Regions from separate parts of the Homo sapiens genome. Here region 1 is linked to region 2. Evidence: chromatin loops called from intact Hi-C (ENCODE). Cell type or tissue: B cell. All regions are shown on one strand. Each heading gives the region's core, and the rest is flanking DNA. Links, peaks and the distances in the headings are about the cores only.

What was found. Hi-C counts contacts between places; a loop is a spot of excess contacts. Peaks named below come from ENCODE experiments on the same cell type or tissue, not always from the same donor. Only the 100,000 strongest peaks of a DNase experiment are listed, where the experiment ranks them.
Region 1: it touches region 2 in a loop (10-fold over the local background); 13 of 110 quality-filtered maps call a loop at or near these places.

The regions. Positions count from the first base shown.
Region 1 is chr1:236,345,301-236,350,044 of GRCh38, reverse strand. It overlaps a transcript of EDARADD not described here. Among named protein-coding and RNA genes, the nearest start is that of EDARADD, 47 kb to the left of the region's middle. In B cell, for the core only: no CTCF peak of the experiment used is centred there; no DNase peak of the experiment used is centred there.
Region 2 is chr1:236,107,446-236,112,189 of GRCh38, reverse strand. It overlaps the pseudogene ACO2P2. Among named protein-coding and RNA genes, the nearest start is that of GPR137B, 33 kb to the left of the region's middle. In B cell, for the core only: CTCF peaks have their summits at 2,424 and 2,624 (motif pointing left); a DNase peak (open chromatin) is centred at 2,629.

The DNA of each region.
Region 1 (4,744 bases), core at 1,401-3,900, 240 kb before region 2:
TGCCTCCTGGGTTCAAGCAATCCTCCTGCCTCAGCCTCCTGAGTAGCTGGGACTACAGGTGTGCACCAACTCACCCGGCTAGTTTTTGTATTTTTAGTAGAGACATGGTTTCGCCATGTTGGCCAGGCTGGTCTTGAACTCCTGACCTCAGGCGATCTGCCTGCCTCAATCTTCCAAAATGCTGGGAATACAGGCGTGAGCCACCGCGCCTGCCACCACCCTCCCCCACCACTGCCCTTTTTTTTTCCTTCCTTCCTTTCCAGATCCAGGAGATAATCAACTAAGAGCCAGACACCCTTTGAGGTCCGATAAGAAACATTTTACAACCTGCTGTCTCTGAAGTCTGCTATCGGAGAACTTCCTCTACACAATAAAACTTGGTCTCCACAATCCTTTATCTTAACCTGAACATTTCCTTTCTCTTGATTCCAGGATAAATTCAACCAATTGTCAACCAGAAAATGTTTAAATTTACCTATAGCCTGGAAGCACCCCCACCCCCGCCACCCCGCTTTGAGTTGTCCCGCCTTTCTGAACCAAACCAATGTATTTCTTAAATGTATTTGATTGATGTCTCATACCTCCCTAAAATATATAAAACCAAGCTGTACTCTGATCACCTTGGGCACATGTCACGCAACATGGCCACTCATATTTGGCCGTCTCATATTTAAGAGAATAAATCTCTTAAAATATTTTACAGAGTTTGACTCTTTTGGGCAACACGCCTGTAGTCCCAGCTACTGGGGCAGCTGAGGCAGGAGAGAATCGCTTTGAACCCGGGAGATGGAGTTGCAGTGAGCCAAGATCCCATCACTACAGTCCAGCCTGGGTGACAGAGCAAACTCCCTCTCAAAAAAAATTTTGAGTACACCATGGTGCCTGCCTGTAGTCCCAGCTCCTTGGGAGGCTGAGGCAGGAGGATCACTTGAGCCCAGGAGTTTGAATCTAGTCTGGGCAATATGGCAAGACCCTGTCTCTAAAAAAAAAGGAAAGAAAAGAAAATCAACTATTTACTGGGCTAACACAGGAGACATTTCTGGGCCTTGTTTTTATTTTTATTTTATTTTGGGGGTACCTTCTTTTTAGACACCAGCCAAAATCAGTAGGAAGCTGTAGGCAACCAACACTTGGGATTGCAATATTTTACCACAATTCAAACTTGAAATGGGTTCATTCAGGGATTCTTCCATTTTGATAGGGCACTCAGTGAGAGAAGGACTGGAGAAAAGGTGGGCGCCTTCCACAGAGGTTCACGTGTTGCAGCTTCATTGGGCAGCACATGGACGGCAGCTTGGAAGTAGGTCTTTGAGTTTGCACCTGCGGACCGAGCAAGGTACCAGATTTCCGAAAGCAGCTTCTGTTTACTCCAGGATCCTACAAGTCACTGGTGTAATTTCTAACATAGCCTGTAGGTATGAGGCTACAGAAAGACTCATGAAGGAGGAGAGCCCCCTGTTTGCAAAAGTCCAGGCCTATCTTTGGAAAATCAAGGCTGTGCAGGGTGAGGGCGCAAATGCTACATTTAGAGGCTGTAACCGGGGATGTGGGAGGACCCAGGGAGGGGCGCGGCGACGGCTGGCTGGGCCAAGAAGAGCGCGCCCAGCAGCCCGGCAGGCACCTCAGGGTGTTTTGGAGGCCCACGTGTCCCGCCTCATTGGCCGTCGGGGAGCTCCAGCCCCAAGGAGGCGGAGCCGCCACCGCAGTTGCTGTTCACGAGTTTCCCCAACTGGCTCCCCAGTCAGTCTGTAGGGCCCTACCTTACGGTCGTCCGGGATCAGAACTCCCAGAAGGCTTCGCGCTCGGGGGCGTGGCACTGCAGGGTGGGCGTTGCAGAGACGCAAATGAAGTCGCCGCGCCTGGCATCTGCCTGCCCTCGGTGGGCTTCCAGGGGGCGGGGTAAAGCTTTCTCACCGCCCGACGGGTTCCTCCTCCTCTGACCTCTGGACTCTCTCACCGCCCCGAAGGTCACCTCGGACCACTGCTCGACGGGCAGCATGTTCCAGAGTGGCTGGGGAGTCGCAGGGCTGGGTACTGGGTTGCGTTGAAGCTGCTGCTCCTCCGGGCTGCCTGGGCAGCCTGTTTGGCGCCCAGGAAGTTACAGTGCTAAGAGGGGAACCACGGGGCAACCCCGGGGGTCCCCACCCAGGACCCCCAAGCCCAAACCAGCACCACGGGGCGGAAGCCGATTGTAATTGGGAAAAAGCAGAGCCGCTAAGGTGCTTTAATTTTGGCTAAGAAGATGGCAGGAAAGACTACAGCCAAATCAATGGGATGAATGTCTGTGGATTATGCTGCGGCGTTTAAATCTGTCCTCCATAATTCTTTGTCTGTCTTTCATAAAGCTTTGATCATTTTATCCCTTAAGTTACCTTCTGGGAGAATTCCTTGGCTTCGTATTTATTCCAGCTCTCTGGTTTGCTTTTCAGCAGTGCCCGCTCTGCTGTTTTGCCCACCTCTTGAGGGTTTCTTTTTCTTTCAGTAGCTGTTTGTGTGTCCAAGATCTCTAGTTAATTCTTCTTCTTATTATTATTCTTATTTTTAGATGGAGTCTTGCTCTGTTGCCCAGGCTGGAATGCAGTGGTGAGATCTCGGCTCACTGCAACCTCCACCTCCTGGGTTCAAGCGATTCTCCTGCCTCAACCTCCAGAGTAGCTGGGATTACAGGCACGCGTCATCACACCTGGCTACTTTTTGTGTTTTTAGTAGAGACAGGGTTTCACCGTGTTAGCCAGGCTGGTCTCGAACTCCTGACCTCAGGTGAGGCCTGCTTCAGCCTCCCACAGTGCTGGGATTACAGGCATGAGCCACCTGGCCCAGCCTGGCTTTCTTTTCATAACTGCCTGCTCTCATTTCATGCTGTGATATTCTTGCTTATCCCTATACATATTTTAGTTACACTGATTTTCACTCTTTTAAACTGTTTTTTCCAAGTGCAGGTTCTCCTTTCGAAAAAAAATGAGGCCGGGTGTGGTGGCTCACACCTGTAATCCCAGCACTTTGGGAGGCCGAGGCCGGCAGATCACCTGAGGTCGGGAGTTCGAGACCAGCATGACCAACACGGAGAAACCCCATCTCTACTAAAAATACAAAATTAGCTGGGCGTGGTGGTGCATGCCTGTAATCCCAGCTACTCAGGAGGCTAAGCCAGGATAATTGCTTGAACCTGGGAGGCGGAGGTTGCGGTGAGCCAAGACAGTGCCATTGCACTTCAGCCTGGGCAACAAGAGTGAAACTCTGTTAAAAAAAAAAAAAAAAGAAAAGAAAAAAGAAAGAAAAATATATAAGGTTATTCTTTCCGCTTGTGGTTTTCCTCAAATGTTTGTGACTGGTTATGTCCCATTTCTGTACCTGAGATTCCTTGTTAGCCTGTTTTCCACTCTTTGTACAGATCTGCCCCTCCCCCAAGTGTGTGCAAAGAGAGGTGGGTGCCACAGGATTTAATTACATTTTTTTTTTTTCTTTTTGAGATGGAGTCTCACTGTTGTTGGCCTGGGCTGGAGTTCAATGGCGTGATCTCGGCTCACTGCAACCTCTGCCTCCTGGGTTCAAGCGATTCTCCTGTTTCAGCCTCCTGAGTAGCTGAGATTACAGGCGCCTGCCACCATCCCTGGCTAATTTTTGTATTTTTAGTGGAGATGGGATTTCACCATGTTGGCCAGGCTGGTCTCAAACTCCTGACCTCAGGTGATCCACCCGCCTCGGCCTCCCAAAGTGCTGGGATTACAGGCGTGAGCCACTGCGCCCGGCCAATTTGTTTGTTTTTTATTTTAAGAGACAGGGTCTCACTCTGTCACCCAGGTTGAAGTGCAGTGGCATAATCATAGCTCACTGCAGCCTCAAACTCCTGGGCTCAAGGGATCTTCCCACCTCAGCCTCCCAAGTAGTTGGGACTACAGGCATGTGCCCCTACACTTGGCTAATTTTTAAATTTTTTTTGTGGAAATGGGGTCTGGCTTTGTTGACCAGGCTGGTCTTCAACTCCTGGCTTCAAGTGATTCTGCTACCTGGGCTTCTGAAAATGTTCAGATTCCAGGCACTGTAATCCCACAGTGAACCACCGTGTCTGGCCCTAATTTTTTTTTTTTTTTTAATGAGAGAAGGGCAGTATTTGTAGCCTAGTGGCCAGCTGGGGGCTCCCTGTTCCCTGCTAGTGTGATAATCATTGGCATTTGTACCCATACTCACAGATGGAAGCAGAGACCCCATTTTCTGTTTGCTGGAAGGTTGTATTTTGGTGAAACTTTTTTGTTGTAGTGTCTCAGTTACCCTGTCACTCACTGGTCAGATGTCTTATTGCTTCAGATATTTGCACAATAGACTGATTAAAATCCATCTCCAGCTACTTACAAACTATTACAGGCAGTGGAGCTTTGAAGGCTTTTGCTACAAGTCAAAGCCCTGGTTGTTAAAATTGTAGAACAGGCTATTATGTAGCTTAGGCAGTGTGACAAATTGGCACCAATTGTTTGTAGGGGTGAGAAACATCTGGAAGGTTCCCAGGAAGTCGTGGGTTTTGGGGGGAAAGAAAATGAGGGTGGGATTACCAGATTTAGGAGGTAATGAGTAAAGCTTGAGAGGTAGGACTTGAGTCATGAATTTTTGTTGTTGGCCCGGCAGGAGTTGAGGTATGAGAGGGTGTCCTGGTGCAACACTGAAGTGGATGGGATGCAGGGAGGTGGTAAAGTCGTTACTCCAAAATGAAGCCGGCATTCGAATTTGGGTATCAAGAAACCACCACTAT
Region 2 (4,744 bases), core at 1,494-3,993:
AGGGTGAACCTTGTTGTAGTCGCCTGGGTCAGCAAAAGTCAGGGGCAGCAGGCCCTGCTTCTTCGGGTTGGTCTTGTGGATCCTGGCAAAGCTCTTGGTGATGATGGCCTGGCCCCAGAGGTGGGGAGGCTCCAGCACTGCGTGCTCCCGGCTCGAGTTCTCGTCCCCGATCACCACCCACCTGATGCCATGTTTCTTGTAGTAGCGGGCAGTGTCAGGGACGGGGCCAAACTCCTGGGTGTTTTCAATGTTGGCACTGCACACGGAGTTGGCCTGGCTGTTTTCAATGTTGATGGCACCAGTGAGCAGGTTGTTGGAGATGTTGTCCAAGTGCCCACAAAACTTGAGCCAGGGGCCAGCAGCCGAGATGTGGTCAGTAGTACACTTCCCTTTGACCTTGATGAGTATCTGCGGGTCCTCCAGGTCCTTGCTATCCCACTTGTCAAAAGCCTCCAGGAGCTGCAGGCGCTGGCTAGTGGGGCTCACATCCACGTGCTGGCCACTGCTGTCCTGTGGGGGGTGCTGGTAGGGGTCCTGCCCTGGGTCAAACTCCTCTTGGGGAAGGTCGTCTGCATCCAGAGCCTCTAGCTTGAACTTCTTCCTATCTTTGCCCATCAGGTAGTTGGTCTCTGGGTTGAACTTGAGGATTCCCACAATGGCCAGGGCTGTGACAATCTCTGGGGACGTGACGAAGACATGGGTCTCAGGGTTCGCATCATTGCAGCCCGTGAAGTTCCTGTTGTAGGAGGTGACGATTGTGTACTTCTTCCCCTTCTTGATGTCCTTCGTGTCCCAGCGGCCAATGCAGGGGCCACAAGCATTGGCCAGGACGATGCCACCCACATTCCTCAAAATCTGTGCGTAGCTGTCCCGCTCAATGGTGGCGTGGATCTGCTCGGAGCCTGGAGTGATGGTGAAGTGGGACTTGCACTTGAAGTCATGGGCCAGTGCCTGCTTGGCCACAGCTGCTGAGCGCCCGGGATCTTCATAGCTTTAACTGTTGCAGGTACCAGTCAGACCTACTCGGATGTCCAGAGGCCATCCTTCCTTCTCTGCCACCTTGCCCACTTCTGCCACAGGGTGAGCCTGGTCGGGGGTGAAGGGCCCATTGATGTGCGGCTTCAGCTCACTGAGGTTAATTTCAATTAGTTGGTCATAATGGCAGCCAGGGTCAGGCACCAAGTGATCCTGGAATTCATCAGCTAGATTGGCAATGTCTGTCCGGCCGTCTTGCTTAGGTACCTCCTCATCCTGTGGTTGTAAGGGAACACGGAAGTGGTGGCCCCAATTTCTGCGCCCATGTTGCAGATTGTCGCCATGCCAGCACAGGAGATGGAGTCTACGCCAGGCCTGTGGTATTCCACGATTGCACCTGTGCCACCTTTCACTTTGAGGATGCCTGCCACACCTTCAGGATCACGTCTTAGGGTGAGGTCCAATTGGAGAGGGAGCCTGTTAGCTTCATGCCAATCACCTTGGGGCACTTCATCTCCTAGGGGATCTCAGCCATGATGTCCACAGCATCGGCACCCCCAACTCCAATGCAGATTCCCCCCAGGCCGCCACCACTGGGGGTGTGGGAGTCAGTGCCAATCAGAAGAACCCTAAGGTATGCATAGTTTTCCAGAATAATCTAATGAATGATTCCAGATCCAAGCCTCCAGCAGTCCACGCCATATTTGGCACCTGCAGTTGCCAGGAAATTATAAACTTCCTGGTTGATGTCCTTGGCCTGGCGCAGGTCTTTCTCGCCTCCGAGCTGGGCCTCTTTCAGATGGTCACAGTGGATGGTGGACGGCATGGCCACCTTGGGCAGCCCACTGCTGATGAACTGCAGCATGGCCACGTGGTCCGGCCACAGCCACAGGTGTCTTGCCCTGCTCGATTTCCTGGCTGGCCGGGTCATCCAGGTGTCCATACACGATCTTCTCCAAGAGGGTCAGAGGCCAGTTCAGTCGTTTGCAAACAATGTTAATGTTCTTCTCTAGCAGGTCATAGTGGATGTACTCATTGGGCTCAAAGTGGCTCATCGCCATCTTGGCCCGTTGGCACAGGACTGAGGCCACATGGTATTGCCGCACACCCAGAGCTTTCTGCAGCCGGGTCACCAGTGGGCTGTAGGGAGCCATTTTGTGCACTGACAAAGATGAGGTCGTGTGAATCTACCTCTTTATCAGCGATGTCAATCTCTCCGGTTGGCTGCTCCAAGACGCCATCCCTAACCCCGTCTGGTTAGGGATGAGATGAGACGCCTCTTCTCACTGTTGTCACATCAGCCTGAGCAACCTCATCACACGGACTCTCTGTCGCTTGCTCATCGCCCACCAGACATCCAGGACCTCTGTGTGGCTGGCAGATGAGTGAGCATGAAGTGTGCGGATCTGGGAAGCCTCTGGGCTCCGGCACCAGACACACCTGGCATGATTCCTGCCTCCTCCGGTTGCTGGCTGGAAACCCTTTCACCAGACGCCTAGGTTGCTTAAGGTTCATTTTCCTCATCCGCAAAGTGAACATCCTGTTACTCATCTTGCAGGGATGATGGAAATACTGAATTATATCTACAAATAATTGCATATATTAACAATGTCAGCCACATAGTAAATTTTCATTCCTTGCATATATCGCCACCTAGTGGACATCTTTAACCAATAAGATTAAATCCGCTTGGACATTCCAGGCACGATTTCACACTCCTCCTTTCCATCCTGCCATCCTCAGCAACTCGCTGGATACACCTGGACTGGTGCTGTCCGGCCTGCAGGCCGCCAGCCCCATGTGGCTGCTGACCACTTCAGCTGTGGCTAGTTGGAATGGAGACGCGCCCTCAGTGTAAAAGGCATACTGGGTTTTGAAGACTTAGTAGGTGCAAAAGAATGTAAAATACTCCAACAATTTTTTTTTTTTTCTGAAATGGACTTTCACTCTTGTTGCCCAGGCTGGAGTGCAATGGCGCAATCCCGGCTCACCACAACCTCTGTCTCCCAGGTTCAAGCGATTCTCCTGCCTCAGCCTCCTGAGCAGCTGGGATTACAGGCATGCACCACCACGACCAGCTAATTTTGCATTTTTAGGGGAGATGGGGTTTCTCCATGTTGGTCGGGCTGGTCTTGAACTCCTGACCTCAGGTGATCCACCCGCCTCGGCCTCCCAAAGTGTTGGGATTACAGGCGTGAGCCACCGTGCCCAGCCCTCAACAATCATTTAAAATATTGATTATGTTATTATAATTATTGTCATATTTCTTTTTACCTTTTTAAATGAGGCTGCTAATGGCCAGATGCAGTGGTTCATGCCTGTAATCCCAGCACTTTGGGAGCCGAGGCGGGGTGATTACCTGAGGTCAGGAGTTCGAGACCTGCCTGGCCAACATGGCAACACTCTGTCTCTACTAAAAATACAAAAATTAGCAGGGCATGGTGGTGCACACTTGTCATTCCAGCTACTTGGGAGGCTCAGGCAGGAGAATCGCTTGGGTGCAAGAGGCGGAGATTGCAGTGAGCTGAGATCGGCTGAGATCGTGCTGCTGCACTCCAGCTTGGGCGACAGAGCAAAACTCCGTCTCAAAAAAAAAGAAAAAAAGAAGCTGCTAAAAACTTTAAATTGCATATATGGCTCAGCTTTGGGGCCTGCATCATATTTCTATTGGACAGTGAGTGCTATTCTACTCTCAAAAAAGAATCTGGAGGCTTGTGTCAATTCATTCACTAAGTGTGTGTGTATGTAGGCGGGTGTTTCAACCCTCATGATTGACACTTTTCGAAGAGGCCACAGATAAGGAGCCAAACTATACCCAGAGATGTTCCAAGCTGGATAACTGTGTGTCACAGAGAGGCTTCAACAAAAACAGGAGTCAAAGTCACTTGTTCTGATGTTTCACCCTGCCTCTCTGGACTTTCCCTGTGTGCAGCCCAACACTTCACATCTTGGAAGGTGGCTTAGGCTTCTTTCGCAATCTCTAGCCCCAAATCCATTTGCTCATGTGCAATCTAGCAGTCAAGTATCTGGTGCTGTTTTGGTTTTGTTTTGTTTTTTGTTTTTGAGACAGAGTCTCACTCTGTTGCCCAGGCTGAAGTGCAGTGGCATGATCTCGGCTCACTGCAACCTCCGCCTCCCAGGCTCAAGTGATTCTCATGCCTCAGCCTCCCGAGTAGCTGGGATTATAGGCATGTGCCACCACACATGGCTAATTTTTGTATTTTTTAGTAGAAATAGGGTTTTACCATGTTGGCCAGGTTGGTCTCGAACTCCTGGCCTCAAGTGATCTGCCCCCCCTCGGCTTCCCAAAGTGCTGGGATTACAGGCATGAGCCACTGTACCCAGCCTCATGCTGTTTTTGTTTGCTTTGAGACAGGATCTCACTCTGTTGCCCAGGCTGGAGTGCAGTGCCATGATCATAGCTCACTGCAGCTTCGAACTTCTGGGCTCAAGCAATCTTTCCGCCTCATAAGTAGCTGAAATTACAGCCATGTACCACCATGCCCGACTAATTTATTTTTAACACAGATAGGGTCTCACTGTGTTGCCCAGTCTGGTCTTGAACTCCTGGACTCAAGTAATCCTCCTGCCTTTGTCCCCCAAACAGCTGGAATTACAGGGATGAGCCCAGCACACCAGCCCAGCCTGTGCTGTTGAGGTGGAAAGGGCTTCAGATTTTCCAAGATGCTTTCAACAAGAAGCAGTCATCATGCAAGCTGGGAAAACATCCACCTGGCAGATGTAAACGCTGAGGTCCAGAAAGCAAAGG